Linked DNA regions of Homo sapiens: region 2 is linked to region 1. Evidence: chromatin loops called from intact Hi-C (ENCODE). Cell type or tissue: OCI-LY7. All regions are shown on one strand. Links, peaks and the distances in the headings refer to the core of each region. The heading gives the core; the rest is flanking DNA. Region 1 holds the start of ERAP2 (endoplasmic reticulum aminopeptidase 2). Region 2 has its middle 27 kb from the start of LIX1-AS1.

What was found. Peaks named below come from ENCODE experiments on the same cell type or tissue, not always from the same donor. Only the 100,000 strongest peaks of a DNase experiment are listed, where the experiment ranks them.
Region 2: a loop joins it to region 1, with 3 times the contacts of the local background. A loop is called at or near these places in 7 of 110 quality-filtered maps.

What each region holds. Positions count from the first base shown.
Region 1 is chr5:96,860,444-96,877,000 of GRCh38, reverse strand. ERAP2 (endoplasmic reticulum aminopeptidase 2) reads right to left here and starts at 501. Exons shown (of 19, transcript NM_022350.5): 1 at 474-501. It also overlaps a transcript of ERAP1 not described here. RefSeq lists enhancers at 183-392, 563-712, 733-862. In OCI-LY7, for the core only: CTCF peaks have their summits at 7,716 and 7,936 (motif pointing left); DNase peaks (open chromatin) are centred at 6,179, 6,420 and 7,920; H3K4me3 peaks cover 1,230 bases; H3K27ac peaks cover 1,709 bases.
Region 2 is chr5:97,038,420-97,054,976 of GRCh38, reverse strand. It overlaps the pseudogene SETP22. Among named protein-coding and RNA genes, the nearest start is that of LIX1-AS1, 27 kb to the left of the region's middle. RefSeq lists a silencer at 13,586-13,786. In OCI-LY7, for the core only: CTCF peaks have their summits at 8,317, 8,516 and 10,785; a DNase peak (open chromatin) is centred at 8,526.

The DNA.
Region 1 (16,557 bases), core at 5,787-10,786:
TCTCTCTCAAAATAAATAAATAAATAAATACATAAATTAAATTAAATAAACAGATGAAGGAACAGGATGGTGACTTCTCAAAATCCACACAGGAAGTCTGAAACAGAATCAGGACTAAAACATAGCTCTTTGCCCTTTGGTCTGGTGGGCTTTCTATTATACTGCACTGTACCTTAAATAGCAATGCAGTGAACAAAACATCCTGGGATTGAAGAGGCAAGAATTGTCACAAACGCTTAGAAAAGACAAAAAGATCTCTGAAAGAGAGTCAGTGCAGCAGCGTCTTAGATCAAGTCCCAGCCTCAACTGCATACACTTTCTAATACAGCCGCGCCCAATTCACCCCAGTCCCCCAGAACCTTGCCTTAGATTACAAAACCTTCTCAACACAGCAGTTCTATACCTTCAGTTCATTATTCTTATTGAAAAAATCTAATTTTAAGACAAACCCAAGAGAAATGTTGATACGTTACCTTAAATCATGCTGCTGCAGATTTGACTGAAGGGGAATTTACTTTTGCTTTCACTTTCTGTTCTAAGATTCAGAACTTTGCATGCTTCCTGAGTACAGTAAGTACTAGCTGGTTCATTATCACGCAGGTGTGAATGGAGCTTAGGATAAGAGCTTTATTTCAAAAAGGACAAGAAACTTTTTGTAGAATGCACAAATAAGTGGCTTTGGAGTAGAAGCCAAACCATGGAAAGAAAGGATCGCCAGTGGCTGCCACTTCTGCTGTTATCACCTCCCTTCCCTTGTCCCCAGGGTAAAGCCTTCAGAACATAGTTTATGTTTTTTAGTGCCAAGTTGTTGTCTTAGGAATTGATCTTGAACTTCTCCTTGTGCTGCATCCTCAGTGCTATGAAATCTGACTTCTGCCCATCCACCCCACAAACGTAACTCCAAGCTTACCAAACACCTCCCGGGCAGCTTCTGTGATCTTTATCAGAGGTGATTATTCTCAGATTTTCCATGTCTGTAACCACCCTGTCTCCTTGGGCACGAGGGGACTGTATCTCATGCTCATCTCTTTGATCTCTCTTTATCTGCCTGTTTGAGTTGGGCTTCAACTTCCTCTCTGCTCTGAATACAGACCTTCCACAAAGATGAAACCTCTGGCCTTTGCTCTGCCCTCTCTTTATCCTTTCCAGTACCCAGATTTAGCATTTATCCCCATTCATCCCACATTGCTCCCATTGTGATCCCTCCTTCAAGGGTTCTGCTGCTGTAATTCCAACAGCCTGATGGACCAACAGTACATGGATGTCTAACCCTAACCTGAACCAGAACCCTGACAACTCAAATAGTGTTTTCTTTCCCCAGATAAACACCCTTTGCTTTATATGCTTCCAGCCTTCTTCCATTATCTAGGATTGAACCATATAGTTAGTTACTTTGATTCTGTCCCTCTCCAATTTGTTACCAAAGCCTGTTGATTTTTCCTTTTCTTTTCTTTTTTTTTTTTTTGAGATAGGGTCTCACTCTGTCACCCAGGTTGGAGTGCAGTGGTGCCATCCCAGCTCACTGCAGCCTTGACTTCCTGAGCTCAAATGATCCTCCCACCTCAGCCTCCCAAGTAGCTGGGGCTACAGGCATCCACCACTACACCCAGCTAATTTATTATTTTTTTTTTATAGATGAGGTCTTCCCATGTTGCTCAGGCTGGTCTCAAACTCCTAGGCTCAAGTGATCCTTCTGCCTCAGCCTCCCAAAGGATTGGGATTACAGGCATGAGACACCGCAACTGGCCTTTTTGAATCATTTTCAATCTCTTTCTATCCAACTAAGAAAAAATCCCACCGCTTATTAAAGTAGTCCAGGTCCTCATCCTTCCTCACAATGGCCTTCAATCATGTCTTCCCAGCTTCTCAAGCTCAGCTTCTTGCAGTTACTTGTACGATGCCACCAGATTAATCCTTTCAACTACTGCTCGACCATGCCTCCCCCACTGCTCAAGATCTTTCCTTGATTTCCCCATTTACAGAGGGGCAAGTCCTAGTGTGGGAACCATAGTGGCCTACTGGCAGCCTATATGCCAGCCTATAGTTGTTTTGTTTGAATCACAGTCTATTAAATGGCAATACATCCATACAATTTCTATTGTCAAGTGAAATATAACAAGCTTAGCTCTTATCATGTTGCAGACACTCTTCATAGACTTGTATCATGTGCCTTGTCCTGCTGTGGTTTGTGTTTGCAACCTATGTTTGGCCCAATAGCACATGTTGCCATGATTAGATCCTAGTTAAGTCTCAAGCTTTAATTTTTCCACCTTTCTACATTTTATTATTTCAACCTGAAAGAACAAGTCGATAAAGTAGAAGGGGCAGAAAGGAAGGCAGTAGCCTACACCTAAGGCCCGAAACATAAGACTGAATGGGGTCCCTCAGAGCTGCATTTCATGTAGTGAGAGGGGCACCACAGGAAGGGGGATGGCTGGAAGCCAGTGAGTGGGAAAAAGAAGGGGACAAAGACGACAAAGAAGAGGAGGCCCCAAGGGCTTATCTACGGACTCTAACTCTGCAGGGCGTGGGGGCAGGTAGAAGAGGTATAGGAGGCTGGGAGTATTTCTGTGATATTCCTTGTCACAAGATCCAGCCTAGCTGTGGGTATGTGGGCGAGTGCATGTGTGTTTTCAGAGCTCTCTCCTGCCCACTGGAACAGAAGTGGTGATGGAGAATGAAGAAACAGGCTATGGAATTGAGCTGCAGAATCCTAGAAGTGAAAATTGAGCCAGATTCAAGTACTTGTAGCTTATTTAAAAGAGTTTCTCAGCAAAATGGGCTCCTAACTTTTCTTTTCTTTCTTCTTTCTCTCTCTCTTTCTTTCTTTCTTTCTTTCTTTCTTTCTTTCTTTCTTTCTTTCTCTCTCTCTTTCTTTCTTTCCTTCCTTCTTTTTTTTTTCTTTTCTCTTCTCTTTTCTTTGGGATAAGCTTTGGGAAGTTTATTGCTTAGGGAATTCATGTCTCAGTTTTCCATTTCATCCTGGTCTCTGAATTGTCTCTTACTCAGAGAGACCCTCCTTGTTGGCTCTAAGGCAGTACCACTCCTCCCTAAATCCACCATCACCAAGGCCTATCCTGTCAGCCTGCTTTTTGTTTCTTCTTAGCTTTGGTCAGTTCCTTATACTTCATTATGTAGTTGTTTGTTTGTTTTCTTGTCTCCTCACTAGAACATAAGCTTTTTGCAGTAGCAACTCTGCCCTCTAACTGCTGAGTGCCCAGTATAGAGCAGAGCCTGCCATATAAGAGACCCTCAACAAATGTTAGTTGAGTGGGTGAATGCATTTTCAGTGTTTTAGTTTTTGTTTTTGTTTTTTGTTTTTCCTTAGATTGCCCAACACTTGCTTCATGCTTCAAGCACATCAGGGTGCTTTCCACTTCTGGATGAGCCAAGTGTTTCCTCAGCTTTTCTGCACCTTCCTCTCCATTGACCTAGAGTGTCTATGGAACACTCAGAGTGTCCCCTGTGTAAACCACCTACCACAAGGTAAATGCCAGCCCCAAGAAGCCACTTTGGAAGTAACACATGCTTCCTTTCCAGTCCCAAACTACAGGCATTTGTTTAGTAGGTCTACTGGCACTCATCTGAGGCTAACAAGTTTGTGTTTCGTTTTCTTCCTCAGATTATCAACTTCAGGCAATGGACCACGCACCAGGATTCCACCTCTTTCTAGCACCTATCAGTGTTGCGCACATCATAGGCCCTCAACAAACAGGTGAGAATGAATGAGTTAACAGTGAATTTTCCAAAGAGATGAGACTTTATTGTCAAAATATTTTAAAGATTTCACGAATTTTCATGATTTTTTTTTTTTGACAAAGTCTCACTCTGTCACCCAGGCTGGAGTGCGGTGGCACAATCTCTGCTCACTGCAACCTCCGCCTCCTGGGTTCAAGTGATTCTTGTGCCTCAGCCTCCCAGGTAGCTAGGATTACAGGCGCCCACCACCATGCCTGGCTAATTTTTGTATTTTTAGTAGAGACGGGGTTTCACCATGTTGGTCAGCCTGTCTCAAACTCCTAACCTCAGGTGATCCACCCACCTTGGCCTCCCAAAGTGCTGGGATTACAGGCATGAGCCACCGCACCCAGCCGAGAATTTCTATTAAATATATTACATATGTTTCTATCCTCTTAGGGTGTTCTCAACAGATTTAAATCTTAATGACTTCATTTTTTAAAAAATTATAAACTGAACCTAGGATCAAGAGAATTGAAACATCTTCTTAAAATAATTCACTTCCTCATCTCCAAATTAGACACAATGATACTTTGCTACAGAGGATTATTGTCAATCCGAGAATCAATTAGGGAAAATATATGAAAGACAATTCATAAATGTTTTGTAAACTTTAAATTTCTTTACCTGCATCAGTTACTTTTATTCTTATTTTTTGTTTTTTGGGACAGAGTCTTGCTCTGTTGCCCAGGCTGTAATGCAGTGGCACAATTACAGCTTATTGGAGCCTCAACCTCCTGGGCTCAAGCGATTCTCTTGTTTCAGCCATCCAAGTAGCTGGGGCTACAGGTGTGCACTACCACACTTGGCTAATTTTTTAATTTTTTGTAGATATGGGTTTTCACCATGTTTCCCAGGTTGATTTCGAACTCCTGAGCTCAAGTGATCCACCTGCCTTGGCCTTTCTTCCTTTTTTTTTTTTTTTTTGAGACAGGGTCTCATTCGGTCACCCAGGCTGCAGTACAGTGATGTGATCTCGGCTCACTGCAACCTCTGCAGTGGGGAGATACAGAATGAATAAAATGACGAATGGCTCCCTGACAGTGCTAGATGCTTGTAACTCTGAAGCCAACTTATAGTTTAAAAAGTAGCTTCCTTTTCTCTGACTTCCATTTTATTTTTCAAAAGGATCTCTATAAATCTATTAAAAATACTTCTAAGAATTATTGTTATGCCTATGTTCTTTTTCAGACAAAATAGAGACAGAGTCTATATTATGGGCTTAAAATTTTTAATTTAAAGAAAATCAGTGAAAGTTTATGTTAGTATAAAGACTCAGAGCCTTATGCAAAATATGAGAAATGGGGGTAGGGAGGGGAAATTCACCTAGTAAATGCAATCTATAGCTTCTTTTAAACTCATTCAGTTGTAACAGAAAATGAAAACATGTATTCTCAGAATTTTAAATCAGTAACTGACAGGAAGATGGTTTTTCAAAAATGGTTATCTTTTGCAATGCCTTCCACAAAGCACTTACTGAAAACAAAAACAGAAAAATGCCGCCATAAAAATCTGATGTTGTTAAAGTGGAACAGAATATTAGACAAACTTGACATTGAACAACTGCTATTTTACAGCATTAAAAATTTTTATTTAGTAGCCAAATGAAAAATGCTGGTGCCTCTGTTATTTTCTTTCCAATTACAGATTATTTAAATAACTGATGACACATTCTCAAACAGGAAAAATGATGGCAAAATAAACCAGGGTGATTCTGAGCTTGTTAAATATTTTGAAAGTAAATTTGCATGCTTTCAACCAACCGATTAAAACCAACTGATTAAACCAAATCAGTAATGTTTTGGCTTCTCCCCTACTTAAAAATTTAACTAAAAGATCTAAAAAAACTTTTGCTTCTGGCCAAGATAGAGTAGGGACTCTGATTTATTCTCCTGCTTAAAACAACCAAAAAAAGATGAACAAAAGACAGTTTACAAGACAATGAATATCAGGCAACCCAAGACAGCAATCCCTGGAGAGAAGGAAACAAATAGGCAAGCTCTGTGATTTTCCCAGCTTTCTGCCTTGAGAGAGGTTCCAGGCTGCTTTGCAGGGAGACAGAACTAAGGCAGAGCCCAGCAGATTCTTTGAGTTGAGGAGATGCAGATGAGATTCTGGGAGAGCAAGGAAACCAGAGTTCATAGGATGAATACCAAAGAGGAGAGAGCTGCAGAAAGAGACGAACGGTGTGTGGGAGGGCAGGCTTTGGAAACCTGCTGAGGATTTTCCTGGAGTATTCTGCTGATCAATGATCAATATGCACATGAGCAGAAAATAAACGTTGCCAGAAACTGAACCACTGAAAAGGATTAGTGGGAACAAAGCCTGGTGCTTGCACAGAGACAGAAGTAGTGCTTGTGCCTACCCATCAAACTGGAGAACCTCAAGATGAATGGGCCAATGGGTAGAGTGTGCTAAAGTGTCTTACCTCAGTAGTGGGGAGCAGATAAGTCTCTGCTCTGGTCCTGCCTAACAAATCTTAAAAGCAGGATCCAAAAGGATGAAACTTCTCAAGTAACTTATCTGTGTTCCAGCACAAAACTCAATAGCATAGTAATAAAAGAAAAATCCACCACCCAACTAGGCAAAAAGCTTGGTGGTGATTTTTGAACCAACTGGGTTTATTAACTCACTACATCAAGGGAAAACACCCTGGGGAGCCCTGGGGCATCTCAGAAAGAGAGTGTCAGAAAGGGGTCATTATGGGATGTTATAGGTGATTTGCATGAGAGTTTCATGGGGCAGGGCTTCGTTTTGGTTTAAATGTTCTAAGAAAGTGGGGGTGATTCTATGATTTCGTATCTTATTAAGAGATTAGACAAAGGCTAAGGCTGAAATTGGTGAAGAAACAGCAGTCATTCATATTAGCCAGGACCTGAAGATGTTTGGTCATTTTTGTGGTTTGGACAACGTTCATGTTTGCCTGTGTTCAGACATGATTATGGAGTTGGCTTGTGTTTGTCTTGATCCATCAGAGTCACAAGAGTGGTTGTGTCTGATGTTCATATTCCATGAAATTGTTTGTGTTCAACAGGAGAACACTGAGGTCTGGCTGTGAGTGCCCATTCAGCTCCTGGCTGTCAGAGACTGCCTTTCTCATTACTCTCAGCAGCTCTCAGATTTTGCAGCCCCTGGTCCTACTATCAAAAGCTTAGTCTGCCTCTTGGTTTCCTCTTCCAAATCTGCAAATGCCCCTGGGGAATTTCTGGAATCCCTCGTTCACCTCTTTGGGTTTCCAACTTTTCTAGAATCTTAGCTTAGTAATTCTTCACTATCTTTTTAGACTTTTATGCTTTAAAGATCTTTTTCTATTTTGTCTGTGTTTACAATTGTCTTCAGTGGGAGGGTTGGTCCAATTACATACTGTGCCATTACAGCAAAAGGCAGCACCCTCCCCCATCCCTGTCCCACTTGCAGATTTCCCTAAGCCTCCAAAAAGGTTTTTCTGGGCCTTTTGCCTGGGCACCCATCCTCTTCTCCGAACCATTTCAATGTGGATAGATGTCTGATCACCTTACAATAGCTCCACAGTCTTCATGGTCAGATTATTGAGGAGTTTTCACTAGACTTATGTTTAGGCTTCCCTAATTCAACACTCTTCGTTTCCTTCAGCTGTCTTCCTAACTCTCCAGAGCCATTTGACAATGTTTTTTGATATTTGAATACAGCAAAAAACCCCAAGCCCTTTGTTCCAGACAGATTGCTCCTTCTACCATCCTTTTCTATAAAAATCCTGAATCTACCTGTTATTTTCTAATAAATCTGTAAACTAAATAAATATGAGTGGGCTCATGGTTGTACTTTGGAAATATGTTGAGTAAGCTAATTCTCAACTTTCATCCAGGAGTAAATAGAGTCTTCTTCTTTTCATGAGTGTCCTCTGTTTGTACCTCTCTGAAGCCAACACTTGGTATAAAACTAGTCAGTGGAGGGTAGAGGGTGATGGGTACATACTTTTAAATAAGCAGTTATCAACTAGAGAAGTTATGGATTACAGCCTTCAGGCCATGATGTACAGTTTACCACCTAGCTTTCTGAATTTTATTGACTAATAAGACAGGTCACTCTATCTTCAGAGCAAAGCAACTCTGTGTAACCCTAGCTATGCATTTTAAATTACAATCAGTGTCATCTAGTAGCCAACCAACAAGTTCTCTTGAGCGAAGAAAGCAAAAGCAGCAGGAGCTTCATCTAGTGGTAACAAGTGTAACTGCAGAGACTCCTGTGTTGTAGAGCTAACACTGTGCAAACACACATCTTGAGGCAAATCACACAATCCAAAAAGCAATAACATTCTACGAGTATACAACCCAGACTTAAGATAATCAGATTTATAGGTAGGCTTGGATTTCGATATATGAAGTTGAGGACTGGGGGTGAGAATTTTTATGATACCATTACTAAATCTAATTTGAATGCTTGAATAACTATGCATTAGTAGAGCCTAGGGCAGTGATTCTCAGAGTATGCCTTGCCCCTCCAACAGCATCAGCAGCATACTGAACATTTGTTAGAAATGCAAATTCTCAGTCTTTCCCAAATGGAATTAATTGGAAACTCGGGGTGACGTCTAGAAATCTGTATTTTAACAAGCTTTTGAAACGGTTCTGATACACACTAAAATTTGAGAACCACTAGCCTAGGGTTAGGAGTTCAGGATCTTAAATAAAACATTCCCTCTTTATATCCCAGCTCAATTCCTGAATGGCTGAGTGGACTTGGGCAAGACACTTTTTCTCTAAGTTTTAAGTTCCTCATTTATCAAATGTTGGGAAAATAGCACAAACTTCATAGGGCTGTTGTGAGAATGAAAAGAGATATATCTGTGTTGCCTTAGTCAAAGTTCCCCACAAAAGACAGCATAAGGCAAAGTTTAGGTATTAATGCTCTACTGAAGGAGTGGTAGGTTGTATTTCCAAGGATGGCCACACCGATAACCAGTCTCATTTGCTCTTGTTAGTGAGGTCTCTGTTTCCTCCCCTTGAATCTGGGTAGATTTTTGTAACTGCCTTCAATAATATGCAGCAGGTCATAGAAGGGAGGTGGCTTCTGTGCACATGGAGGGCTGGGCTGACTTTTAAGAGAGAACTGATTGTATACATTTCTTTCCAATGTTGGGTCAGTGACTTCAAGTTGGTAGCCTGAGAATAGAGTTTTTTTGTTTGTTTGTTTGTTTTTCTTTTTTTTGGAGATGGAGTCTTGCTCTGTCACCCAGGCTGGAGTGCAGTGGTGTGATCTCGGCTCACTGCAACCTCTGTCTCCTGGGCTCAAGCAATTCTCCCTGCCTCAGACTCCCAGGTAGCTGGGATTACAGGCACTCGCCACCAAACCTGGCTCATTTTTGCATTTGTAGTAGAGACAATGTTTCACCATGTTAGCCAGGCTAGTCTTGAACTCCTGACCTCAGGTAATCCGCCTGCCTCAGCCTCCCAAAGTGATGGGATTACAGGCATGAACCACTGCACCCAGCCCACATAGAGTATTAAAGCAGGTAAATAAACAAATTATACAAAGCAGTACCTTTTTTTTCCCCACCATGAGAGCTGGTTGTTAAATATTTCTTGGAACTACTACTTCTCCTTGGTTCTGTCTCTCTCTGCTGGTCCTTGGAACCTGCCATGAGGCTATGAGGAATCCCAGGCCCACAAGTAGAGATGACTTGTTGGCATTCTGGCAGATACTTCCAGCTAGGTACTTCCAGGTGACAGCCAGCATCCAATACCAGACAAGTGAGTGAATGAGTTTCAAATCATCCCAACGCCACCCTTCAAGAATTCCACCTAAGACTCCAACATTTTGAAGCAGAGAAGAGTCATCCTAGCTATGCCCTGTCTAAATTCTTGACCTATAAAAACTGTGACAAATAGTAAATAATTATTGTTGCTTTAAGCCACTAAGTTTTGTGTTAATTTGTTATGCAGCCATAACTAAAGCACAGGGTATAATCTCAGGGAGAAGCCCAGCACGGTGGTTCATGCCTGTAACCCTAACACTTTGGGAGGCTGAGGCAGAGGGATTGCCTCAGCTCAGGAGTTCGAGACTACCCTGGACAACATGATGAAACCCCGTCTCTATTAAAAATACAAAAATTAGCTGGGCATGGTGGCGGGTGCCTATAATCTCAGCTACTCGGGAGGCTGAGGCAGGAGAATCACTTGAACCTGGGAGGTGGAGGTTGCAGTGAGCCAAGGTTGTACCACTGCACTCCAGCCTGGGCAACAGAGTGAGACTCTGACAAAAAAAAAAAAAAATATCAGAAAGGTAAAGCAGGGAAAAAGGGAAGTGAGGCAGGCAGAGAAGGAGGGAAATAAGCACAAAGCTAGGTACTGATGACCCAGTCACTCATCAAGGAAACGTAGCTGGTTGCTTGGTCCTGTGGGACATCCCCAGAGAGGCAGTATGGAACTCCTGGCTTCAGAATGGTTTATTTATAGAGTAAAAGGTGGACAAATGATCTGCTGACTTCTTCTTCTCCTGTTTGTCAATAGCACATCAACTCCTCAGCACTTCCAGCTTGTGTCAGCAGGTCCCTCCTGGTGGCTGACCAGCCTCCAGGCTGGCTAGTGTGCATGTACGAGGTCTCTCCTAGAAGGTGCCTTGTGATGTCTCCCAAGTTTCTTGTGGCTGTAATGGCAGGAACTATGGCTTTATAGCTGCGGGAATGACATTGGCTATTACTAAAGCAACTGCACCCAGAAAAACAACTCAGGCCCTGGGGCAGAGCTGGGATGGCGTATCAACCGGGTTGGGCATACATGTTAAATAAACATCCTTAATGAATGTTGGTTATAATTATCACTATTACTACTATATGTTACAAACACTGATGTTTGTCTATTTGTTTTCCACACAGATGTGTTTTTATTACTAAAATTGATATGAATATTGAAGAACGTAGAGATTAGCCTAAAAGTTGGCTCTTTAAGGCAAGAGTCACAGACCAAAATATGGGATGCATTAAGTATAAACAGCTTGTACACACATTAATTGCAGAGTTTAGATTATGTTGACACTTAGGAAGGGGAAGAGAACCAGAAAATGTGATCACTTTACCAAAGGAGAAAGTACAGGCTTGGCATAATGAGAGAATAAGGCATAACACTGGAAGCATGAAGCATGTAGATAACACTACTAGGCTTTGTACTTGTTTAAGCTAATAGCTATATTTCATTTTTAAATGGCTCCTTTTGTAAATACATAGAATAGTAATGTTACAAATAGATGTTACAATTGCTGTAAGTATGTATATTTGGTAGATTGAGTATGAAAAAAGCGATCTTGTATAGAACATACATGCGTAGAGTAAAAACACAACTAATTTTTGTCAGTCTGGGTGTAATGTCTTTGAGAAAGAAAAGTTCTTGACAAGGCCTGATGAAAGCAACATGGTTTGGAAGACAGTATTGCACCGCTTGTGTGGACCTATCTTATTTGACCATATGTAAATGAAGGCCATTCATCCATTCCAAAACCCTTATTGAGTATGCTGTGGAACTAGATTAGATGTGGTGTGGTAGGTGGTAGTAGAATTAAATGTTAGAGTTAAAGAAATTTTAGAATACAGTACTGGTATGGCATAATTAAAGCCTAAAGTAAGAAAAATGAAAAATAGAATAGTTACCTTTATTTTTTGGTAGACTAAAAACATTTGAGGGTTATTTGGAAATTGTATTTATTTTCCACTGCTGATTACCAATTTAGAAAACAAAACCTCAGATGTATTACTTGTAGAGAACAATTAACTATCTACCAAGTATTTCTACCTGGGTATTTTGACATCATTTCTGTAGCTTGCTAATGTTAAGCAAATCTCCCATTTCCTAATTTACTTAGAACTAGTTCGTACTTTGGAAAGCAGTAGGGCTTTTATACACATATTTACAATTGGAACAGGAGCAAAGGCCAACAGGTTATATTATTTCAGTGAAGACATTAGAAATGAAGGAAATGGACCTCCTTCCAATTCTGTTCTGGTTGGGTACTTTAATCACATTTTTTCTATAAGTTGCAGGTCTTGACTAATTTTCTGTGTCTATAAAAACATTCAGAGACATTTCCCATGATATGGATAAAAATTTCACTCATTTAGAAGACAAGGAGGATGGAACAGGTCATAAGTTCAAAGGAAAATAACTCAGTGTACTATCAGGGACCATATCCCATCACTTCAATTGTAGTTAATTATTGGCTAAAAATCCATAGAAAAATTTCTAGGAAGAATGCATACAAAAGTTAAAGGACAAAAATAAAACATTAGCTTTAGTCCAGGGCTTGTTTTTGAAGTTTTTAGCTCTCTGCTCAATTTCCATGTCTTTCAGATTATTAGCTCATATTTGCATTTCTGTATCCATAAGATTTTTACTGAAGACACACCTTTTTATAAATTGGACCTTTGATAATATTTTTATAGTTTTAACTTACACATATATAAGTCACTTTGAAAAAAAAAGTATTGTTCCCTTTTCAACCTATCAAATCTTTCCAATATTCTAAGAAAATTACTATTGAACTTGCATTTTCAAGATACCCAAATCAAAATTATAAAATATGATACAGCTGACTAAAAAGGATAATTTCTTTTTAAAGCATTGTATCCTTCCAAGGGATTATAAAGGTTTCTTGTACAATCAATTGGCTTAAATTTATTATAAATTTATTTTTTGGAAAATAACCTTAAAACCTTCTACCACAGCTGAAATATGACTTCTGTTTATCATGTGTTGGAATATATCTGTGTATTTTTTTTTACCAATGTGATGCATACAAAACATAGCAAAGTAAACCTGAGACTTTTCACTGTCATCTTGTCTGTACTAAGAAACATGTCATTTTGAAAGTACACTCATTTTCCATAAAATCTTCAAAACATTGAGTGTAATTTTTGAAAAATAAAGAAGCATCTGTTGGCCTCTCTAAGGGAAAACACAAAGACACATGGCTTTGACATATTTAGCACAAGTTAAATAACTTTTGGCTCAGCTACTGTGTCAACGATGGCAATTTCATTGCTTTGGGAGGTAAGTGTCAAATCGCCACTAAATCTAAGTACAAGGAAAGTGGTAACATTATTCATTTAGCAGCTTTTTGTGTGTGTGTTTACATTATCTGCAAAGTGCCATAATAAGTATTGCCAGGAAGTCAACTATTGCCCCTGCTTGAAGCATCTTGTGTGCGTGTAAATGTGAATATGTATATGAATGTACCCACCTTTAGAAACATCACAACAGTATATGCACATGGTAAAAAAAAATCAAGAATTTATAGTATAGAATTTAACACTATAGCTGGAGTCAAGGAAGCCTTTGAAGATAATACACAATATCAGTTGAGCCTTAAATGATTATTTGAAAAGGAGGAAAGAGCACATAAGAAGTGATACTAAAGGAGCAAAGTGATTGAGATGAGATTTTTTTTTAAATAAGATTTCTAAATTTCCTGGTTGGAATTAGGGGTTTGTACCAGAGAGGAGTGGTAGACGTGACTGGATCCTGAACATATCTAGCTTGAAGAACTAATAACAATTTTCACATAAAAATCAGTGGGTAGTTAGAAATGTGAACAAAAATGTATGAAAAAATCAGGTAGGAATTCACATAAAAAGGCAGCAAAGTCGTGACCATGGGTGAATCTGCTAAGAGAAAATACAGAGTAAAAAGAGAAAGAGGCTGAAGGAGCTTCTGTTTCGGGGAACAAGAAAAAGAAAAGACAGCCAGAGAAATCGGGCACGGGGGAGGATTATAAGAACATGACAGAAGCCAAGAGAAGAGAATTTCATGAAAAAGTGGTGATCAGGAGACACAAATGAAAGGTGAGTGAGGATGGTGATTGAGAAAAACCCACTGAATTGGATGACACAGAAAATGCCTCTGAGAGAAACCGCTTAACTTCAGGGATAGGCAAAGGGTGAAACCACACTGCAGAGGGCTAAGGAGGTGGACGGTGGGAGTAGAGCTGTTGGTAGAATCTGTAGAGGTTCTGGTGTAGAGGCTCTGCAGCTGACAGAGGGCAAATTGTGAGGGAGGGTGCAGGAAGAGACTGATTGGGGAACAAGCCTTGGGTACTTAGAATGGAGAGGAGCCTGAGGAGGGCACACAGGGAGTGAAGGTGGGGGCAGGGGGCAAACTTAGGGCACAGTGGTGGATTTAGAGAAGAGAGACTTGAGAGGATAGTGCAGGTGGATCTTCTAACAAAAGAAGAAATACTTATGTAAAAAAAAATAAGTGAATCATAAGTTTCCAAGAAGCATAAGTTAACATGGCAAGTGTGCCACTTTCAGTTATGCCCTGCTCAACCCAGATACGGGTGAGGGTAAACGAGGTAGCTCTGAAAGGTCCAAGGCATTTTGGTAGGAAGTAACAGCAAAATGGCAGGGGGACAGGAAAGGTCAAAATGAGACCTTTTCTTAGGGATGGGCCCAGAGAATGGTGCAGGGATAGTCTTGTAACAAGCACTTCTCTTCCTCCTTAATCTCTCAATTGCCTCATATGCTTGGAATGAGGCAGAGCATAAAGAATAATCTCTAGGCAATCATGGTGGCTGCAGAGAAGGTTACCCTGTTGCCATCAAGAAAAGATCAGCTTAAAATGAAACAACAGAGGTCTTTAAAACTCATTCGCTACTAAAAGTCAACCATTCACCAGACAATGATGGAATCTTTTAATGCCCCTTATTCATAACCACTGTAATTTCAGGGAGTTTCTGTTACAAGTTCCAGATCTCATATCTGGCTTTGACACACTGAAATATTTGCTAATAGCTGCCTTCTGATTTTCTGTGACAGCTTGGGTTAGACTGATTCTCAGGCCATCTTCACAAGGTTGGCAGCCGCAATTTCACTAATAAGAAGGCAAGTTTATTTATTTATTTACATGATTATTTGTTGTAAAAGTTTACTGTTTATTGAGATGGCACTTGGGTAGCAATGTCTTGTCCACTAAAGAACTTATAGTATCACCTTTTGTAAAGATTGATTTAGACTGGGCAGGGTGGCTCATGCCTGTAATCCCAGCACTCTGGGAGGCTGAGGCAGGATTGTTTGAGGCCAGGAGTTTGAGACCAGCTTGGACAACATAGGAAGATCCCATCTCTACAAAAAATAAAAAGAAAAAAATAAAACTAGCTGGGCATGATTGTGTGCACCTGTGGTTCCAACTTCTTGGGAGGCTGAGCCAAGAGGATCACTTGAGCCCAGGAGTTCAAGGATGCAGTAAGCCATGATTGCACTATTGCACTCCAACCTGGGTGACAGAGCAAGACCTTGTCTTGATTTTTTTTTCAAAAAGAATCACAATATACCTTGGTTCACAAGTCATACAAGCTTTTTAGAATGGGATGCTTTAAATTTCAAGTTTATTTTGATCATTAAAAAGTAATAGGCAAAATTACTGTTGGGTAAATGCAACAGAATTCCCGCAAGGATGTTGTCTCTGCTCTGTAGTCACAGTGGAATGTTAAGCACATGGGCTTTGAAGTTAAATGTCCTGGGTTCAAATGCTGGGCCATGTACTTCAGTTAGATGTTTAAGTTCTGTTGCCTCACTTTCCTCATTTGTAAAGTGGGGATAATTAAAATACCTGTCTTAAAGTGTTGTAGCTGGGATCAAATAAGATGGTATGTGATGAAGCCTGGCATATCCCAAGTGCTCCAGAGATATTAGTGCTTATTATTACTGAGGAGGACGAATGGTATCCACAGCATCAGAGGAAACATTGCCAATTCTGATTAAGGCTTTCAGAAATATCTTCAAGTACCTTTGGAGCTGCTTATGAACCTTGAGACTATCCCTGTGAAATCTTTAAATGAGAATAAGCACATACCAGTCAAAAGCCACCTAGATTTTTACCTAATCTGCATTCAGATCCGCTGGGGCTCAGGCTGCTCATCAGAAACTCTCCTTAATTAGGCCACTCTATCCTTTGTTACCAGAGAGTTAGTCGAAGGCTGCCTTAGTGAAGTATCTGTGTGTTCATTACCTCTGTAACATGAAGATGTCCCCAGGGAAAACCCACACTGATGCCACCTGCTTCTGGAAGCCACAGCAAGTGATAAGACCAGCAGATCAGAGGCACAAGCCCTTGTTCATACCTTCTTTGTTGTGGAGTGGTCAGATGCCTTATTTGTGGGAATTGATGAAAATATTTTGGCAGTTCAAAGAATTGTCAGGAAGGCTGTAGAAACAGACTTACAAACTTCTAGGGAGACAATTTGGCCACAGAATCACAAAGGCAGGTTTTGACCTTGTAATGACTGCTCTCTTCAGTCGGTAGAGGCTTCTGCCCACACAATTAAAAAAAAAAAAAGAAAGAAAAGAAAGCTCTACATGAAGACTGTTTACCTGTGTTGCTCACTTGTAAATTGAAGTCGCACATTACTGCATTGGATTGGCAGAGGTAAGTCACTTGTCTGCAATTTGGCTATAATGGAGGCTGGAAATTTGAGTCTGATTTCTTTGGGGCAGTGGGACTGAAAAGTGAGGCAATCATTTAGAATATGATAAACAGCAACCAACTGACAAATGTGCATTAGCTCCCCCTTTTATTCCACTCCCCTGAATTCTAGCCAACTCCTTCTTGTGGAAGTCTTCCAGAAACTGACTCTTACTCAAGGAAACCTTCCTAGACCCCCTTACACTCAACTGGGTTACCAGACAGTAATATAGTAAGGTTGGGGCCCATGTCTTTTTCATTCAGTGCTATATTTTAGTATCTAATACAGTGAGCTTGGCACACAGTAGTTGCTAAATAATTTTGTTGAATGAATGTAAGACTAGTTCTTCTCCTCTGTAAATTCAGCCTTAATATCACCACCACAAACAACAAC
Region 2 (16,557 bases), core at 6,391-11,390, 180 kb before region 1:
CTCAATGCCATTGTGCAAAGAGGCACACCCTAATGCATAAGCTTTTTAATGCTGTAAAATATAGTAGCTGAAATTAAGTGCCACTTTTTCAGAGGTAAATTAATGGACAGTCTGGTGAAATTCAAAAGTTTTTTGATGTATAAGACTTGATAAATGGAACTATTCCATCAATAGGCAAAAGTGTAACAACCTATCTAGATGGATAGCATGTAATTTCTGCACAGGCCTATGTTTAATAAATACATCACTGTATACCGATCAGGAATCTTGCTCCAATGAAAGAACATAAAGATTAAAAAAATGTACTTAACAGATATTTACAGAACATTTTATCCAATAACTGAAGAACACACATTCTTTTCATCAGCACATGGAACATTCTCCAAGATAGACCATATGATAGATCACAAGACAAGTCTCAATAAATTTAAGAAAGTCAAAATTATATCAAGTATTTTCCCAAACCACAATGGAATAAAACTGGAAATTAACTCCAAAAGGAACCCAGAAAACTATATAAATACATGGAAATGAAATAATCTGCTCTTGAATGATCTTTGGGCCAACAATGAAATCAAGATGGAAATTTAAAAATTATTTGAACTGAACAATGTAACACAACTTATTGAAACCTATGGGATACAGCAAAAGTGGTGCCAAGAGGAAATTTCATAGCATTAAATGCCTACATGAAAATGTCTGAAAGAGCAAAAACAGACAATCTATCTCAAGGAACTAGAGAAGCAAGAACAAACCAAGCCCAAACCTAGCAGAAGAAAAGAAATAACTAAGATTAGAGTAGAACTAAATGAAATTGAAACAAAAAATACAAAAGATAAATGAAACAACAGGCTAGTTCTTTGAAAATATAAACAAAATTGATAGACCATTAGCAAGATTAACCAAGAAGAGAGAAGATCCAAACAAGCTCAGTTAGAAAAGAAATGGGAGATATTACAACCAATACCACAGAAACATAAAAGATCATTTCAAGCTACTATGAAAACCTTTATGTGCACAAACTAGAAAATCTACAGGAGGTGGACAAATTCCTGGAAATATACAACCCTCTTAGATTAAACGAGGAAGAAATAGAAACATTGAACAAAGCAGTAACAAGCAGTGAGATTGAAACAGTAATTTAAAAATTGCCAAGAAAAAAAAGTCCAGGGCCAGATGTATTCACAACTGAATTCTATCAGACATTCAAAGAGGAATTTGTACCAATCCTACTTAAACTATTCCAAAAGATAAGGAGGGAACCCTCCCTAAATCATTCCATGAAATCAGTATCACCCTAATACCAAAACTAGGAAAGAACGTAACAAAAAACAGAAAACTACAGACCAATATCCCTGATGAACATAGATGCAAAAATCCTCAACAAAATACTAGCTAACTGAATCCAACAGCATTTCCAAAAGATAATACTTCATGATCAAGATAATACATCATGATTAATTGATCATACATCAATTCATGCCAGGGATGCAGGGATGCAGGGATGGTTTAACATATGCAAGTCAATAAATGTGATACATCACATAAACATAATTAAAAACAATGATCATATGATCATCTCAATAGATGCAGAAAAGTCATTTGACAAAACCCAGCATCACTTTATTGTTAAAACCCTCAGCAAAATTGGTATAGAAGGGAAATACCTCAAGGTAATAAAAGCCATCTACGACAAACCCACAGCCAACATTATACTGAAAAGGGAAAAGTTAAAAGTATTCCCTCTGAGAACTGGAACAAGACAAGGATGCCCACTTTCACCACTTCTATTCAACATAGTGCTGGAAGTCCTAGCCAGAGCAAGCATATAAGAGAAAGAAATAAAGGGCATCCAAATCGCTAAAGAGGAAATCAAACTCTTGCTGTTCACCAATGATATGATTGTATACCTAGAAAACCCTAAAGACTCATCCACAAAGCTCCTAGATTTGATAAATGAATTCAGGAAAGTTTCATGATACAAGTAATCAATGTATTACACACAAATCAGTAGCACTGCTATACACCAACAATGACCCAGCTGATAATCGAATCAAGAACTAAATCCCTTTTACAACAGCTGCAAAAAAAATGAAATACTTAGAATATACATAACCAAGGAGGTAAAAGATCTCTACAAGGAAAACTACAAAACGCTGCTGAAAGAAATCATAAATGACACAAACAAATGGAAACACATCCCATACTCATGGATGGGTAGAATCAATATTGGGAAAACGACCATGCTGCCAAACGCAATCTACAGATTCAATGCAATTCCCATCAAAATACCATCACCATTCTTCACAGAACTAGAAAAAAATTCTAAAATTTATATGGAACAAAAAATAGCCTGTATAGCCAAAGCAAGACTAAGCCAAAAGAACAGATCGGAAGGCATCACATTACTTAACTTCAAACTATACTACAAGGTTATAGTTACCAAAACAGCATGGTACTGGCATGAAAATAAGCACATAGACCAATGGAACAGAATAGAGAACCCAGAAATAAAGCCAGATACTTCCAGCCAACTGATCTTTGACAGAGCAAACAAAAACATAAAGTGGGGAAAGGACACCTTATTCAACAAATGGTGCTGTGGTAATTGGCAAGCCACATGTAGAAGAATGAAACTGGATCCTCATCTCTCATCTTACAAAAATCAACTCAAGATGGACCAAAGTCTTAAATCTAAGACCTGAAACCATAAAAACTCTAGAAGATAAGATCAGAAAAACACTTCTAGATGTTGGCTTAAGCAAAGAGTTCATGACCAAGAACTCAAAAGCAAATGCAACAAAAACAAAAATAAGTAGATAGGACCTAATTAAACTAAAAAGCTTACACACAGCAGAAGAAAAAAATCAGCGTAGTGAACAGACAACCAACAGAGTGGGAGAAAAATATTCTTAAACTACGTATCTAAGAAAGGACTAATATCCAGAATCTAGAAGGAACTCAAACAATCAGCAAGAAAAAAAAATAATTCCATCAAAAAGTGGGCTAAGGACATGAACAGACAATTCTCAAAGAAGATATACAAATCGCCAACAAGCATACAAAAAAGCTCAGCATCACTAATTATCAGGGAAATGCAAATTAAAACCATAATAAGATACCACTTTACTCCTGCAAGAATGGCCATAATTTAAAATTAAAAAAATATAGATGTTGGCATGGATGTGGACAAAAGGGAACACCTTTACACTTCTGGTGGAAATGTAAACTAGTACAATCATTATGGAAAACATTGTGGAGATTCCTTAAAGAACTAAAAGTAGAACTACCTTTTGATCCAGCAATCCCACTACTGGTTATGTACCCAGAGGAAAAGAAGTCATTATATGAAAAAGACCCTTGCACACGCATGTTTATAGCAGCACAGTTCACAATTGCAAAAATATGGAACCAGCTTAAATGCCCCTCAACCAATGAGTGGATAAAGAAAATGTGGTATATTTCCACCATGGAATACTACTCAGTCATAAAAAGGAATGAAATAATTGCATTCACAGCAACCTGGATGGAATTGGAATTCTAAGAATGGCTTAATTATTTATATATATGCACATTATCTGCCAAATCTCCAATCAACCTGAGAAACAGTTAAGTTTTTTACTACTTACTTAGTCCAAACCCACTGCTTCACAATCCTTTTCCCAGATTTCAGTCCCAGACCCCAGAGTCAGGTTTAATCTTATTTACTTTCCTTACCTCTGCCTTCTCCGAAATTCTCAGACATGGACCCAAACTCCTGCTCTTCCTACACGCCCTACCGGCTACCTTGGCCCACTCCAAGTCCTAAGGCAATTCACCTCAAACCTCTGGTGATAGTTAGAATTTTCTTCCAAATTCAGGTGCTTTTTGCATGATTTGAGAGGTTTGTGAAAATCCAAACCTAGAGTCTCCTTCTTTGCCCAATGCATTAAGGCCTGAAGCTCCCCACAGCCATCCGTGAATAGATGCTCTCCCTACCTCATCTGCCCAACTTGGCCAGGTCACAGTTTGGTTTCTGCCATAGCAAGTTGGTTTGTGTCATGGGATCTGCCCCTAAGTTTCATCCAATCCCTTCCCCACCCATGACCAAACCTGCCTCTTGTTTTGTCTTGCTCAGTCCTTTTCCTTGGCCCTGGAGTTCTGCCGGCTACCTCCTCCAACACCTGAGGTTATGATATGAATGACTGGGTCTCCTGAATATGAGTAGCCCACACACCTGACACCCACCTTGACCCTTGACATGGTCCCACTTCTGACTGGAGGCCCCCAGAATTGTGCTTCTAACTATGTTGTCTTTGAACTTTGCCTTGGTTTCCCAGCTTCCTCCTTAAATACAGCTCTGCAGGATTATCCTCCACCTCTTCCACCTGAAGTCTCAAGCCACATCCTGGTTCCATTCTCTTTCTTCTCTTCCTCCTGTTCTTGGAAACAACCCACAATGCCTTGCATTGAAGGAAAACCAAAATATGGTTTAAATGCTGTATGCACTTCCACAGAAGGAAAATGCCAAACATCTGTTTTGCCTCTTTTACTGGCTGTGAAATGATGCTCTGTATTTCATGGTTCTCCTAACTAAGGACTGTTCCGAAGTGTCTAGGACACAACCTACAAGTTTTTGACTTTTTTTTAGCCATATGCTTTATATTCCTTTCTCCTGGATTTTCCCAGGTTGGGCTGTGTGTCTCCATGGTTGACCTGTCATGCACACAGACTGAGAAAAGGGAGATATTTAACAATGAATTAAAAGAGCTATTTGAAAGATCTGCTGGTCTTCATTTGGTTTCTCACTGAATGCTCCCATTCATGGGCGCAGTAAATGTTCATTCTGAAATTCTCAAAAAGAGCAAAACAAAGTCAATTAGCTCTTCTAATATAGATGGAAAACTACTGTAGATAATAAAGGAACGAACCATAAGAAGCACAGTGCTGAAAGCCAAGCACAGTAGTGCATGTCTGTAGTCTCATTTACTCAGGAGGCTGAGGCAGGAGGATCACTTGAACCCAGGAGTTCAAGGCTGTAGTGCACTATGATTGCACCTGTGAATAGCCACTGCACTCCAGCCTGGGTGACACAGTGAGACTCTATCTCTTAAAAAAAAGAGAGAAAGAAAAAAAATTCTAGGATTTGAGAATCATGTCACTGCACAAAGCACATTGGAATAACAATGAAAATAATAGCAGCCTCCCTGGATATACCACTCCAGGTCCAGGACATTCTGCTACATGTCCTTTGCTGTGGCCCTATGAGATGGGTACTTTATAGCTGAGGAGCTTTAACCACTACACCCCACCATCTGTCCTATGGCCCTAAGTTTTTGTTTTAATTTTTAATTTTCTGTTAATAGAGCTCAGTGAAAATAATCAAAAACAAAAACCAGCCAACAAAAGGCATGAGTGTTATAGAAAAAGTAGAGAAAACTCAAAGGTTTCACCCATTTGTACCTTACTGTGATCTTGGAGCTTCTCCCTTAGGATTTCTTGGTTACATTTTTCACAGTGAACTTTTCCAAATGCTTCCGTTGAAAGTGATACTTCAGAGCCACGCAGCTGACAAAATCACTCTCACAGCGCTCCCCGTTACAGGATTGAAGAGCCCACGTTCTTGCTCAATGAAGTATTGGATTTAGATCCTGTTGATGACAAAAATGGAAAGCATGAGTCCTTTGAGGAAGCTCTAGTTCCTCATAGTTAACTAAAATAAAGATATTATTTCTAGTGTGCTCATTTGTGCTCCCTCACATTAGTGTTTTCTAAGAAACACATCCCTCGCTAAAATCATGTACAACACCGTGAAAGCATCTATCTAGATCAGCTGCTTGTAACTTGGGTCTATAAACATTAGAGAGGCTGGAAAACCCCTAAAAACAAATGCAAAATTGTGTAAGTATATATATGCATTTTTCCAAAAAGAGTTTCAAATAGATCTATGATCTAAGAGATGCTAAAAACTACTGATTTTGGTATTTCCTGTATTCATGGGACTCTCTGAAAGCCATGGATTCCTCCAATTTTTACCATCCAGTGAATTCTCATATTTGACAAAATTATCATGAATGATGATTTCTGTATTTTGAATCATTCTCTGGATTTTTTAAAATGTAAAAGAGAAAGAAAGTAAGAACCAGAACTTTATACCAAGAGACATGGTCTAGAAGAGGTTGTTCGTGGTTCTAATCTCTAGCTGACTGCTTCTGAAACTGTGTATTTATTTGTTGTTGTTGTTGTTGTCATACAGCTCTGCTTGCATTTGTAATAACTTACCTGAAGCCTAGAGCTCCTTCCTCACAGTTAAGGATTATGGGATTTATAGTTAGCAGTTTTGTAGCAACTGATTAGATCCAACTTTTCTAACTGCACCAAAAAGTGTGCATTAATTTTGCATTTGCTGCTGTGACAAATTACCATAAATTTAGTGGCGTAAACACACAAAATCATTATCTTATAGTTCTGTAGGTCAGAAGTCTGCCATGGATCTTACTGGGCTAAAATCAAGGCATTGTGCTGTATATCTTTCTGTAGGTGCTGGATAGGACCCCTTCCCTGCTTTTTCCCTCTTCTAGAGTCTGCTGCATTCCCTGGCTAGTGGTCCCCTTCCTCCATCTTCCAAGACAGCAAAAGCTCTTGAAGTCCTGCTCAGGTTGCATCACTCTGATCTTTTCTACCTCCATCTTCCACTTTCAAGGACCCTTGTGACCCACTGGGCCCAACTGAATAATCTATGATAATCTCCCTGTTTTATCTGCAAACTTAATTCTCTTTTGCCATGTCAGGTAGCAAATTCATAGGTTCCAGGGATTAGGACATGGACATCTTTGAGGGAGGAGGGATTATTTTGCCTACCACATTGTAATTCTAAACAATCAGAAATAGAAATGAATCCAAGATGTGTCTGAGTAAAATAGAAGAAAGGCAAACTCTTTCTACTCTCTGCGAATGCTTCTGTGTGTAATTGGTTTTGGAGTCTTTGTCAAACAAATTTAGAGCTGCTAGATAATCCACCTAAGGACATGCACTCTTCACTGAGGTTTAGTAAGTTTTCCAACTACGGGCCCTGTCACATCAGAAAGATGTGAAATCAAGCTAGTGGGTTGTGACCATGCCTAAAAGTGTCTGCTTAATCCTCCTGTTCCCAGCCATTAAGATCATGTATATCACTGTTCCCAAACTGGATCCCACAGGAGGACGCAGGTTGACACATGCCATAAACAAGAGTTCTTTATGTACTGATTCAAAGGGTTGTGGGATTTTTAAGTGGAAACATCCTCCTCTGGCCTTCTTTCCTATCTCCTTCATCATTTTAACAGATAAGTATTTAGGGACAAGCATTTTTGTTTGGAAGGAATAGGAGCCCATTGAATGGAAAAATGGGTTTTATAGGAAGAGCTTCAGGAATCCTGAAAAATTCAAGAATAGGAAGTATACCTAGGCCTCAAGGCCATTCCTGTTCCTACCAAATTGCCTGGCACAAGTGAATACTCAATAAGCTTTGGTCCAATAAATGGAGGAATGGGTGGGCAAATGAAGGAAGAGAAAATCATCAGGAATCAAGGTAGATGCTCTCATTAACTCTAGATTTGGCTCATAATCTTACATCTCTGCTTATATGTGTCTGCTTCACTTGTCTATTTCTGCATGGTTGTATGTAGCTACTCACAATGGTGCCTTTGTAGGATGACCAACCATTCAGTTTGCCTGGGACTGAGAGGAGTTCCTGGAATGCAGGACTTTCGGTGGTAAAACTAGGAAAGTCTCAGACAATCCAGCATTGCCTCACCCTAGCACAGCCTCAGAGGGCACCTAACAAGTCAGCTTCATAAATCCAGCCCCTGTAGCACCTTTGAATTAATGCATCAAGTCCCTCCATAAGCCAATGTCATGACATTTGCAAAATTTATTGGCTCAGCTCAAACTGTGATGTTTCCCCTGTACCAGGTTTTCATCCCTGGTTCAGTCACATAACCCATCCACAATTCTATGTGCCAAGTTCTCTATGTACCAAAGGGGTGTTGAGGCAGTGTTTGGCATGTAGACCTAGTACATCATTTAGAGGTTTCCAGCAAAAGCATCCTGTCCATGATCAGGACGGCAGGGCAAAGGAATGAGGAGAATGTTGAGATTGTTAGATTTTCTCAGTGAGATCTCTCTCCTTCCTTTCCTTCTTCCTCCTTTGTTTGTCTCCCTTCATTACTGATTCACTTTTCTACGTATTTGATGACAACATGCAACAGGTATTTCTATTCTAGTGCAGCAGTGGTTCATGGACCTCTGCAGGTAGCCAAGACTCTTTCAGAGAGAAGCTGGGCTCAAAACTATTTTCCTAGCAATATTAAGACACGATTTGTCTTTTTAATGACTCTATTGACATTTGTACCGATCGTGAAAAAGTAATGATGGGTAAAACTGCTAGTGCCTTAGAATGAATGAAGACAGTGGCAAAAACTACACTAACAGTCATTTCATTCTCCATCAACATGTGGTGGCAGTAACGCTCAACAAACACCCTTTCTTCTCCTCCCAGAGGCTTTAGAACTGAGTAAGCTCAAGTAAGGTCAAATAAGGACAGCACTATAGAATGGTGTCTTGCAAGGAACCACTAGATGGGTCCAATCATGACAATTCTGTTTTCTCCAGTACCAGGAATGCAGGCTATTATTTTTCAAGACTGCTACTGAGCTGGGTCGCAGGGAGTGGGTCTAGGCTAAGTTAAAATGCCACAAAGCTCATCATTCTGAGATTCCACTGTTTCTCTTAACACTCCCTGTGTTGTTGCAAGCCTTTGGTTAATTTCTAGATTTCTGGAAAAAATGGTTCTCACAATTTTTGCCAGATTTTTCCTTGCTTTTTTATGGAAGAGTGAACTTCCAGAGATTCTTACTCTGCCATTCTCACCGACATCACTCTGTAATTACAGTTTGAATATTTTCTACAGTGAAATTTGAAAGATAATAAATGTTTGTTTATTGATCATGAACTTTCCTTTTTCTTTTTTTTGAGATGGAGTTTCGCTTTTTGTTGCCCAGGCTGGAGTGCAATGGTGCGACGTTGGCTCATTATTATCTCTGCCTCCTGGGTTCAACCTATTCTCCTGCCTCAGCCTTCCGAGTAGCTGGGATTACAGGCATCTGCCACCACGCTCAGCTAATTTTTTGTATTTCTAGTAGAGACGGGGTTTCACAATGTTGGCCAGGCTGTTCTTGAACTCCTGACCTCAGGTGATCTGCCCGCCTCAGCCTCCCAAAGTGCTGGGATTACAGGCGTCGGCCACCACGCTCGGCCCTCCTTTTTCTTAAATTATGAAAGCAGCACATACTAGCTATAAACAGTTCAACTAATACAAAATGTTTAAAGTGTTAAGTCCCTTGCTTTGTTTACCTTCTTTACCCTCTGCCTTAATGCTTCCTTCATCCTACTACATCTAACAAATTATGGAGCACCTACTACATGTAGATTGAGGTGGGCAAGTCATTGACTTAATACCTTGTTTACCTAAAACTGAGTTCTGTTACTGTTTGCGGACCTGAAAAAGCTTCCCTGGTAGATAGATGAACCAGATTACAGCTTCTGCATTTATGAGAGGAATTCTATAAAGCCCAATGGCCAGAGAACATGTTCAAATTCAGGGTCTTCGTAAGTGAGATAAATACACCAAACAGGAGTTTCTTTTCAGTAAGAAGAGTTTTACTACTAAGTGCAGTGGCAGAAGCAGGGTCACAATTCCCACAGCAGGGGTGAGTTTGTCATTCTTGTCTGCATTTTGTGTTGTGCTTAGAATGTGCTCTGGCTGCCTGAGCAGTCCTGACTACTGAAGAGCAAAGTAGATCTTTCCTTATGGTCTGCGTTGATTGAAAAAGAGGTGCCACATATACTACTTGGCTAAATTTCTTAAACATGTCTTTTAAATATTCCTTTCCTCCTCCCTCTATCCAGCAGCTCCTGAAATATCTGTCCGTATTCTTTCCCTCTCTTCCCACATTCACACACACACACAAAACCATCTATCTATCTATCTATCTATCTATCTATCTATCTATCTATCTATCTATCCATCCATCCATCCATCCATCTATTCCATTCCCTTAATCAACCTGCTTTCCTCTACCCCATCCCAGCCATTGGCTGACCTGCATAAAGTATCTCCTCTTACCCCCAGGGATGCTTCCTCTCCCCCAAAATGGCCTACACGGTTGGGCCATAGGTATGTATGGAGCATCACCAAGCTTGGAATTCTAAGACATGAAGCACCTGTTTTAAATGTCATCACCGTGAACAAACACTTGTGGAGACAAGAGCTGCAGAAAATCCCACAGGGAATATTTGCCAAACTGCCTTCTCCACAAACTCCAGTGCCTAATACTCTCAAATACTCATCCCTCTTATTAGGTGACTCTGGTCTGAAATGCACATTCTATGTTTTTCTGCCAATTACTTGCAGAACTGGTCTAGAAAGGAGTGAAATAGGAAATGTTCCTGGAGCAGTTATAAGGCTCAGGCTGAGCTGCAGTCCTCTTTTGTACACTAGGGTAATGCCACTCAGAACTACTTTTCATGGCAAACCAACAGTCTACTCACCTTTGAGGACCAGCACTCCTCTGCCTTCCCTGCTAGTACCCTTGTCTCACAGACCCTAGGGAAGATTCCTCGCCTACAGGGACCTGGGATAGTGTTTTCACCCCTGATATGGGGAGGCTTCCAACCAAGCCTGCACTGCCTCCTCCTGGAAGGCATTCGGCTGCCCTGGGAAAGCACCACCTTCCACAGCTCCTGTTGGAGCCAGTCTTACTCAAACAGCTCAACTTCCTTCCTGGTCATCCTGGCCAGTGGAAATTTCTAGGCTATCTAAATCAGACAACAGATCAGCTCAGCCACTTTACAGGACCTTTACAGGAAGGTGCAGGATACCCTTTAGAGTTAACCATTTCTTTCAAACTACAAAGGGAAAAACTTTCATTCTAGGCTACTTCACTTGAAACTATACTTTTTTAAAGCACCCTTTCACAAGAAGCATATTTCCCAGGATTTCTTCAATTTCATCTGAATTTCTCCTCTTTTCTGTGTGAGTCTGGAAGTTTCCATGAGCGCTGTGTGGATTCTAAGCCGTTTGAGGACAGACAAGCCTCCCCAGCTGTTCCTGGTTACTCCTGGTGAGCACCGGGCAAGGATAGAAGCCACCAGAGTTCCCCACAATCAGCCCACACTAGTCCAGCTGAAACTGCAGCAGCCCATCCACATTCTAAAAGACTTGAGCAGACTGCTCTTAAGGCAAGGACCCTGGAGAGGTCAAAGATCAGAATTCCTGCTCTGATTACTGAGGCTAGAGGGCAGTCATTGAAATAACTGAGGCAGGTGCCTGTCATGTAGAAGCCAATCAGACAAACAGTGCCATTTCCTGTGTGGCACATTTAATTGATTATGCTCTGGAACTTCACCTAGGGGCTTTCCACTCCAGGCAGCCAGACCCTCCTTTTATTGAAGTTTAGGTGTTAAGTCAAGACTCCCTGCATTACAAGTCTATCTTGAAACACTCTCTTTATTCTTACTTAGCCACACAGAGGAACTCAGACAAGAAAGCATTCTTGCAATTCAGGTTGAGGAGAGCCAAGCTCATTTATTGCTAATTAGAATTTAGGAGAAACCTGGAGTGAAACCGAAACAGGCAATTAATTTCCCACCTTCTCTCATTCACTTGGAACACCCGCAGGAATGTATACCTGTGTGGTTACTCAGTGCGGATCAAAAGCGCCTCTGGTTCCCAATCAGCGACACAGGGCATTCAACTTGGTACTTAAGCAGTGGTGAGAGGTCTCCACTTCTCACATTCCTCTGCACACTCCAACGAACAGAGGGAGACTCCTGGCTGAGGAATGCATGTCCCCCAGACCTGCCCCGCTCAAGATGGTGTGTTGCCATTGAAACAGGCTTTAACACCACCAGTTTCATAGCTTGAAACCTCCCCTGGCAACACCCTTCACTTCTGTTCCACATGAACCCCAATGCCCTTGACTGTCTACCACCCACCACGCAGGCTGTGTTTATAAAACCCAGGTGGCAATTTCCCGGCCTGAGCCAGCTACTCACATTAGAGTCAAGTCTCGGGTACCCACCGAGCTCAGGGCCTGATGCATAGTGGACAGATCACAATATTTGTTGAATAAATCATCCATAAAAATATTTTAAAAGTATGCCTTGGCTTTCCTCTTCCACCAGTTCAATTTATGGCTACTTTCTCTCACCCCAAGTCCAGATGGGGTCAGATATAAGCCAATTTTCTATTAGTGTGGAAAAACACAGCTAGGAAGAAAAATCTGTTGCCAATCTAGACAGGCAGATAAAGATTTCTAAGAACATTTGTTTGAAATAAATAGTTGATAAACTGCTTGTTTGTGGGAAGGGGTAAGACTCCAGGGAGCATGTCCAAATAGCAAAAGGCCTCCAAACCTTGGGGCCAGCTGCTCACTACAGGCCATTAGTTTTGTGGAGCTTTTGATGTGCTTGGCCAAACATGTCTGGATGTAGATGCTGAGACACTGGGATGTCTAGGGGCAAGAGTGACAGGTCAGCAAGGCCTGGGTGTGTGTGTATGTGTAATTTGGGTGAGGAGCACACAAAAACATCCCCCAGAAATGGCAACGTAAAGGAGAGGCTCTGGAGAACAGAAATACAAGTGAGGATGACACTGTTACAGCATGTGAGAGTAACTTCCCTTGTAGACTCTCCTCTGGGTACTACCTTGGAGAAAACCTATATTGCTCGGCAGTGCTTTGGCTTTAGTGCATTTTGTGGAAAGGAATCTTGAAGAGGTGCTAAGTTCCAAGTCTAGGTTTGCTCAAGGCAAAAAAGAGACTACAGACATGCATGCGGGGCTGAAGAGGACCAACTACATTCAGGTTATGCCTCCTCCATAAAGCAAGTGAAATCAATGGTTTTAAAATTGTTTAATATTGCCTCTTTTCCCATGCCTGTAGACTTCCTTAAGTTCCTGTCCTTCTGGCAACAGAAGGGGGTCTGTTGAAAAATAGGAAAGACGCTGGGCGTGGTGGCTCAGGCCTGTAATCCCAGCACTTTGGGAGGCTGAGGTGGGAGGATCACTTGAGTTCAGGAGTTCAAGACCAGCCTGGGCAGCATAGAGAGACCACTGTCTTTATACAAAATTTTAAAAAGTTAGCCAGGCATGGTAGCACACACCTGTGGTCCCAGCTACTCGGGAGGCTGAGATGGGAGAATAGTTTGAGCCCAGGAGGTCGAGACTGCAGTGAGCCATTATCATGCCATTGCACGCCAGCCTGGGTGGCAGAGTGAGACCCTGTTTTTTTTTTTTTTTTAAAAAAAAGGAAAAGAAAAACAAGAAAAATAGGAAAGGATGTCAGTCTGCTCTCAAAGTCCAGGGTTCTGTGGCTGAGGACTGAAGGCCTTATCTCGGGCTGATTTCAAACTACAGTCATGCATTGCTTGCTGATTTCATCATGGTGCAAACAACACAAATCTTGATGGTTTAGCCTACTACACACCTAGGCTATATGGTATAGCCTATTGCTTCGCTCCTAGGCTACAAACCTGTATAGCATGTGACTGTACTGAATACCATAGGCAACTATAACACAATGGTATTTGTGCATCTAAATACATCTAAACATAGAAAAGGTACAGTAAAAACAGCGTAAAAAAAGATTTTTAAAATGGCGCAGCTGTGTAGAACACTTACCATGCATGGAGTTTGCAGGATTGGAAGTTGCTCTGGGTGAGTCAGTGAGTGAATGTGAAGGCCTAGGACATTACTGTACCCTACTGTAGGCTTTATAAACACTGTACACTTAGGCTACACTAAGCTTATAAAAGAATTTTTCTTTCTTCAATAATAAATTAACCTTACCTTGATGTAAACTTTTTAATCGTTTAAAATGTTTTGATTCATTTGTAATAACACAGTTTAAACACACACTACAGCTGTACAAAATAATTTTCTTTATATCTTATTCTATGTTTTATATTTAAAATTTATTTTTAAACTTTTTTTGTTAAAAACTAAGACAAAACCAAACACATTAGCCTAGGCCTACACGGGGTCAGGATCATCAAGATGTCACAAGGCAATGGGTATTTTTCAGCTCCATTATAGCCTTATGGGACCATCATTGTGGCACATGACTGTACTTCAGGAAAATGGTTCATTTTCACCTTCTACCTGTAGTCGGCGAAGCTTAACGTTTATATTCTTTTCATTCAGCTCATCAACCATTATGGCAGCTGTTACTTTACCAATGCTAACCACCCTCCGTCCTTCCTGAGATTCCCTTTGGTGGTGAGTGTCTGAACCTTCTGACATTAGTATCTTCCACCTGAGAGAGATTACTTCAATGTAATTCACTTCATTTAAACATTAAAAAAAATGCTACTCTTTTGAGATCATGTTATTTGAATCATTCACAGCATCATTAAATGTAAAAGTGAAAACATTAGGATAGTTTAATTTAGCTCTGCACTCAACATTAATGAAACACCTCTTTCAACAGCAAACTCGAATACTCTCTTCTCCAAAGAAGCAGTATCCCGCAGGCAATTGCACATCATTTGTCTCAAAAATGATGCATATAAACTGTGTCTAATCTAAAAACATATACAAATTTAACATATAATGTTATATCATGTGGGATTTTAGCTCAAGCATAACTTCTAATGCCCTTAATCTGTAAAAGGAGGAAATTTAGACTAGGTCATGTGGAAGAAGTTTTCCTTCTAGCACTAATAATCCCAGGTCCTAAAGTATTTGGCCAATTTCTCTCCATCATGCCATCTAATGCATAAGTTGCAAACAATTTTTTTTCTAGCTAGAATAGAGACTTAGGCATGCTTGATTCATTTGCATGCTTAGGCAAATAAACTGAGAGAAGGAAAGGAGTATTTGTGGAGCACCTACGAAGGACCAGGTGTATTTTCCTATATACCTGTTCTTCATGTTATTACTGCAAAGTAGATATGCTTTGCAGATTAGTCAAGAGTCAGGATTTTGTTTTGTGTCTACTTTTAATTAACCAAATTCAGTGACAGCCAGAATTAACTTCAGTTGTAAAACCTATATAACCACATTTTTTCTAATATAATGCCTCTCAAATAAAATCTTTGCATATTTAAGGCTTAAATAAAAAGCATATTAGACTAAAATTATTTTTGTAATTTCCTAACTGGCAAGTTATATACCTTATTCAATTTTAAAAACTCATATCCATCTGTAGCTGAAGATATTAATATCCATACACCTCATTAAGCGCTGAGAGTTTTAACAATGACAGTTGATAATTACTCTGCCTGGGCCCGGCAATATACTAAACAATTTATAGGTTCTTTTATTTAATGCTAACAACCCTGCAAGGTAGGTAGGTAGGCACTATCTCAGTTTTATAAATGGAGGAAACTGAGGCAAACAGGAATTAGTAACAACTCTCTAAGTGGAAAATGATTGAACCAGAAATCAATTCTAGTTCTGACTGATACCAGCCTAATAGCCTTTCAAGTATTTAAATTTCTTGAAATTGTTACCTTTTGTTATGTGATAATAGTAATATTCCAATAATTTTGCTGAAGTTAAAAATTACAGAGGTCTTTGAGGAAAAAAAATGAAGACATAAACAGCCACTAAACCCATAGGGCAGCCCATGTTCAATCCTGCATGTAGGACCCAAAGATCTTTTCAGCTGCATTCACATAGAAGAGCAACAGCATCAGAAACTGCTGAACAAAAGAACTTTCAATTTCCCACATTTGGTTTGTACACAAATGACACTTTAATAAGCAACACACTGACAGCCCTAAATTGTCTTTCCTATGCTGAAGTGGCCTCTGGTATGTTCCCTGACTTCCTTTCAAACTATTACCTCCTGGTGCTGCCTGCTGGTCAACAGTTCAACTCTGATGACTGCTATTTTATTATCACATTAGGTTCTTCTTTTATAAACACAAATGGGAATAGGAAAGCAAGAATCAAACTTATTCTGTGTAAGCCAAGGTCCTGATTATTCAGCTCAGCCAACAACAGAAATTACAGGGGTACCCAAAGTGCATTTCAATTCAACTGGACTTTGGCCAGTTGAATGGAGGTCATCCATGAAGAGAAATGATAAAAGTAAACAAGCACAGAGCATTGGGAACATATCAATTATGGATCTAGTAGGTGGGTGAAATTAACGACTTAAAAGTATGTTTTTGCCCTCTAGCAGAAAACCACCTCTTTAAGCATGTAAGTCAACTGTTCAACTTGCACACAAGTTTTAGTAAACACCAGAGCCTTTGTGTGTGTGTTGGCGGTGGGGGGTCGGGGGGCTTTATGTAAGAACAGAAGAAGCAAAAAGAAGATACAACTGAATCATTCTTCTGTACCATGGGTTCTAAAAATAATTTAGAAAAATAGGTTATTGTTACTCTCCATCCAAAAAGTCTATCAGAATCAAAGTGTTCTTTACATTTATAATGGGTTTTAGTTCAATTGTTTACTGCTGGTATCTGTGAATTAAAAAGCACAAAAAATTTAACCAGAAGCTTCTGATCAAAACTTCACAATTTTAAGAA